2 separate regions of the Homo sapiens genome follow, and region 1 is linked to region 2. The links are chromatin contacts, found by Hi-C in ENCODE. All regions are on one chromosome and are shown on one strand. Each heading gives the region's core, a stretch centred on a gene start or an enhancer-like site at or near the end of the contact. The rest is flanking DNA. Distances are from core to core; before and after follow the strand shown. Region 1 holds the start of SLC38A7 (solute carrier family 38 member 7). Region 2 holds the start of RBL2 (RB transcriptional corepressor like 2).

Region 1 (2,700 bases), core at 63-2,562, 5.3 Mb after region 2:
ATTCCTCTGCTGGCTCGAAACCCAGAAAGATCTGTCAGATGTCACAGGGCTTACACATCCTCTTACACATCCTGTCACCCAACCAGCAACTCAGCAAAATCAAAGCAGTGAGCAGCGAAGGCAGAGTCTTGGGACTCCCAGGCTTCCAGTGTAGCTAGAGAAAGAACCCTGCAAAGTGACCACTGCCAGAGCTGTGACCATCTCCTCCCCGCTGCTCACGTCACAGAGACAGAGGTCTACAGAGTGATTCGTCCAAGGTCACAAGGCTTGGTGCGGCTTCCTGACTCTCCAACCAAAATGTTTCCCTTGGGCACCCCTGCCCGAGTCCTGCACCATCCTCCAGCCTCTCCTGCCACCCACATGAGAGTGCAGGCTGGGGTCCTCGTGGAACTCAGAAGCTGGGGGTCCCACCTCTTGCAGATTCTCTGCCTTGGTTAAGACCTCTCGGCACCCCCACTGCTCACTGGCAAATTACTCAGCTCATTGTTGCACCTTACCTGCTCTTTCTCCCTGATGGGCTGTGCCAGAGGCGGTTGCTCCTTCTCCCCAAAGGTCTGGGATCTGATTCTCCTCACTTCCCTTTCTGGACCCAATTTCTTCTTTCTCAAGACTTTGCCTAAAATTTGCTGTCAGCAGAGGGAAGAGTTTGGGCTACTTCTGTGCTGGCTTCAGCAGAGCTGGAGGAAACTGAGCGGCTCTCACGCTTACTCATGAAATGGAGCTTCAGGACAGATAGGAAAACAGGCCCAGGAGGGAGAGGTTAGACTAAGGTCACAGTGGGTAGCTGGCAGAGCCAGAATAGAAGCCTGATGCCCACATGCTCAGGCCAGCGATGTAGGCCCCTCAGATCCCAACTGGAGTGTGCTCCCAGTCCAGCCTGGGGTTGGAGCCCTGAGATAGAAAGGGTGGGCTGCTTTGTGAGGTGAGGCTTTGTGAGGTGAGCCAGGGCGCACCCGGGCCAGGAGGCCGGGGCGGGGCGATTCCCAGGCCTGGAGCGAGAAGGGTGGGCTACTGTGGGGTAACCTGGGGAGGAGCTCCGGGACCCGATCCCGGCCTAGGACTGGGTGGAGACCCTCTGGCTGGGTAAAGGCGCGGCAGAGCTGGCGCAACAGAGGGACGGGCGTGGGGCGAGGACGCCAGGATCTGGACCCCTGCAGGGAAAGGGTCTGAGCTTTTCCGCGGTGGCGGGGACTGAGGGGCTCCACAGACCTCGGGGATCTAACACTTCCACCCTCCAGAGCCTGTCTCCGGCCACCTACCTTGGGGGATTCTTTCCCGAGCCGGCTGCGGAGACACGTGAGCATGCATCACATGACGCCCGCTCGGGCGGCCGCGGGACACGCTGGGAGTTGTAGTTTCCGCAAATGTGAAGCTTGGACAACACCAGCTCCCTGAATCCTCAGCCCGACAGCACTGCCCTGAGCCAGCCTCGCGTCCAGCCAGCTCGTGTTTATCCTCTTACTTTTAGTCTTGGCCTCTTGACCAAATCAAACACTGCTCCTTCCTCCAAGGAAGAGCATTAGGAGGTCTGGCCTCTTTGCCAGTCCCGGTGGCGGTGGGCCAAAGCTGTTTGGCCTCATTATCCTCCCGGTCTCTGTCCTTGCCTTCACGCCCATGGCCAGAGCACTGGAGTTTTTTTTTAATCAGTAATGTGGGGGACCTGGAGCCACGGTCTTTCCTGCAAGGGAGTGGGCTGGGGGCATGGTTACGACCCCATCGGTTTAGACTCTAGAACAGTTTTTGAGGGATTGTAGGTGCTCAGTAAATATTTGTTGAATGACGAAATGGGCATCCAGTCCTGGTTCTGTTCTTGGCTGTGTGTCACTCATAAATTGTCACGTAATCTCCAGCATCCCAATAGCCTCATCTCTGTTTTGTGGATATGCTCTCCACTGCACTTACCTCTCCATGCATCAGAGGTCCTCACCGATGAGGACACACTGGGAATCCTTAGAAACCCAAATCACACCTTTTTTTTTTTTTTTTTTTTTTTTTTTTTTGAGACAGAGTCTCACTCTGTCTCCCCGGCTGGGGTGCAGTGGCACGATCTTTGCTCACTGCAACCTCTGCCTCCCGGGTTCATGTGATTCTCCTGCCTCAGCCTCCCGAGTACCTGGGATTACAGGCATGCACCACCACTCCCAGCTAATTTTTGTATTTTTAGTAGAGATGGGGTTTCGCCATGTTGGCCAGGTTGGTCTCAAACTCCTGACCTCAAGTGATCCACCCACCTCAGCCTCCCAAAGTGCTGGGATTACAGGCATGAGCCACCGTGCCTGGCCTCCAAAAAGTTTATATAAATTGAATCATACTGGTTGAGTGCGGTGGCTCACACCTGTAATCCCAGCACTTTGGGAGGCCAAGGCGGGCTGATCACTTGAGGTCAGGAGTTCGAGACCAGCCTGGCCAACATGGCGAAGTCCTGTCTCTATTAAAAATACAAAAATTAGCTGGGCATGGTGGTGCACGCCAGTAGTCCCAGCTACTCGGGAGCCTGAGGCAGGAGAATCACTTGAACCCGGGGGGCGGAGGTGGCGGTGAGCAGAGATCGTGCCACTGCACTCCAGCCTGGGAGACAGAGTGAGACTCTGTCTCAAAAAAAAAAAAAAAAATAGAATCATACTGTCTTAATCAGTTAAGGCCGCTATAACAGAGTATCATAGACTGGGTGGTTTAAACGACAGAGATTTATTTTTCACC
Region 2 (2,700 bases), core at 97-2,596:
TAAAATAAAGAAAGGAGAATTGGAAATAAAATGAATTGGCTGGGCACGGTGGCTCACGCCTGTAATCCCAGAACTTTGGGAGGCCGAGGTGGGTGGATCACTTGAGGTCAGGAGTTCGAGACCAGCCTGGCCAACATGGTGAAACCCTGCCTGTACTGAAAATACAAAAATTAGCTGGGTGCGGTGGCGCACACCTGTAATCCCAGATACTCAGGAGGCTGAGGCAGGAGAATCGCTTGAACCCAGGAGGCGGAGGTTGCAGTGAGCCGAGATCGTGCCACTACACTCCAGCCTGGGCAACAGAGCCAGACTCTGTCTCAAAAAAAAAAAAAAAGTTTAATTCACGCAGAGCCAGCTGAACGGCAGACAGGAGTTTGGTTATTCAAATCAGCCTACCAGAAAATTCGGAGACTGGGGTTTTTAAAGAATGACTTGGCGGGTAGGGGGCCAGGGATTGGCGAATGCTAATTTGTCAGGTGGGAGGTGAAATCACAGGGGGTTGAAGTGGGCTCTTGCTGTCTTCTGTTACTGAGTGGAATTGCAGAACTTGTTGAGCCAGATTATGGTCTGAGTGGCGCCAGCTAGTGCATCGGAATGCGCGGTCTGAAAAGTATCTCCAGCACCAATCTTAGGTTTTACAATAGTGATGTTATCCCTGAGAGCAATTGGGGAGGTCAGGAATCTTATAGCCTCTGGCTGCAAGCCTCCTAAATCATAATTTCTAATCTTGTGGCTAATTTGTTAGTTCTACAAAGGCAGACTGATCCCCAGGCAAGAATGGGGTTTGTTTTTGGAAAGGACTGTTACAATCTTTGTTTCAAAGTGAAATTAGAAATTAAATTCCTCCTGTAGTTAGTTAGGTCTTCGCCCAGGAATGAACAAGGGCAGCTCGGAAGTGAGAAGCGTGGAGTCATTTAGGTCAGATCCCTTGCACTGTCATAACTTTCTCACTGTTAGGATTTTTGCAAAGGCAGTTTCGTGAACGTACAGAGACAGGCCCTTGCTATTATCCCTATTTTTTAGATAAGGATATCCAGGCGATGAGGAAGTTTTACTTCTGGGAACAGCCTGGATACGAAACCTTCACACGTCAGTGTCTTTTGGACATTTTCTCGTCAGTACAGCCCTGTTGAATGTTCTCACGGTGGGGAGGTACGTGTTTAAAATGCGGGGAAGGTGCTTTTATTTCACCCCTGGTGAAACTAGGGGAGCTAATTTTTTTAAACATGATTTTTGGCCCCCTTGAACCGCCGGCCTGGACTACGTTTCCCAGCAGCCCGTGCTCAAGACTACGGGTGCCTGCAGGCGGTCAGCGTCGTTTGCGGCGGCGCAGGCGCGGTGCGGGCGGCGGACGGGCGGGCGCTTCGCCGTTTGAATGGCTGCGGGCCCGGGCCCTCACCTCACCTGAGGTCCGGCCGCCCAGGGGTGCGCTATGCCGTCGGGAGGTGACCAGTCGCCACCGCCCCCGCCTCCCCCTCCGGCGGCGGCAGCCTCGGATGAGGAGGAGGAGGACGACGGCGAGGCGGAAGACGCCGCGCCGCCTGCCGAGTCGCCCACCCCTCAGATCCAGCAGCGGTTCGACGAGCTGTGCAGCCGCCTCAACATGGACGAGGCGGCGCGGGCCGAGGCCTGGGACAGCTACCGCAGCATGAGCGAAAGCTACACGCTGGAGGTGCGCTCGCGGGCGGAGGGGCGCTTCCGGCCTAGTTGGCGTGAACCGGTGCCTTCCGAGCCGCGTCGCGCGCCTCGAGAGACTCTCGGGCGGGTTGCGGGCTCCCAGCCCCGAGAGGGGTGGGGACTTCCTCTGCGCTATTCCGAGGCTCTTAGCCGCTCCGAGGGCTAACCCGCTCTCGCCGCGCTTTCCTGCGGCTTCCGAATGGGGAACGCGTCTTGCCCTAAAGTAGCACAGCAAGGCTGAGATCGCGCTGGGGTCCCGTTGAGGAAAATGGGTGTGTGTGGCCCATCTGACCCCCCGCCCGCCTTGTTAGTAGAATGAACTAGTGTCGTTGTCAAGACCACACGGACAAGGGGAGGGGACTTGCCCTTATTTGCACCGCGATTAACCGGGTTGTGGCACCTGGGTCTCCAGGCGTCTCCGTCTGTTCGCTTCCCCCTGTTAACCAAATTGCCTTTGCCCTGGCGTTGCGGGCGTTTGAGTCAACGTGCTGATGCGTTTTGGGCTGTGTTTACGTCTGTGTAAACAAATTAATACTCATTTCCCCCCAGGCCAGATGAAATGAGCCCTCCGCCGACCCGGATGTAGACACATGCCCCCATTTGTCACTAGGATCAGGACTGTGGCTACCTCGAGGGCTTTTTGGTCACCCCGGGCATTGCACAGGACTCCTGTTGTTGTTGCGATCCGGGTGTGTTAGGTCGCAGCCTTCGGACAGGGCTTGCAGATGAGAAAAATGGCCATTCTAGCCAGTGAGTGTCAGCTTTGTATGCACCTCCCCTTCATGGGCCAATGGGAAGTGACACGGAAGTACGGATTGTTTATCAGCTGTTTGACTGTGTGTGTGGCATTTAAACCTGAGGCCATTTGATTTCTCAAGTCGTTTTATAATTAATTTGTAGAAAGAGTCGGGCAAATAGGTCCAGGATGCAAAGCCTAACCAAGGTATTATTTAAATATGATGTTTTTGGCTATGTGTACTGATGAGTGAGGTTATTTTTAATTTGTATTTGCATTAATAGAAT

What was found. A loop is a pair of places that touch in the nucleus more often than their neighbours do. Pooled maps may share reads with other maps.
Region 1: a loop to region 2 is called in a pooled map, with 3 times the contacts of the local background. The contact joins the promoter of SLC38A7 here to the promoter of RBL2 in region 2. A Hi-C loop is called at or near these places in 2 of 50 pooled maps.

The regions. Positions count from the first base shown.
Region 1 is chr16:58,683,458-58,686,157 of GRCh38, forward strand. It overlaps SLC38A7 (solute carrier family 38 member 7), which reads right to left and starts at 1,313. Exons shown (of 12, transcript NM_018231.3): 1 at 1,260-1,313; 2 at 498-721. RefSeq lists enhancers at 685-1,529, 1,040-1,099.
Region 2 is chr16:53,433,125-53,435,824 of GRCh38, forward strand. It overlaps RBL2 (RB transcriptional corepressor like 2), which reads left to right and starts at 1,347. Exons shown (of 22, transcript NM_005611.4): 1 at 1,347-1,672. The coding sequence starts at 1,433. RefSeq lists a silencer at 1,402-1,621 and an enhancer at 2,232-2,341.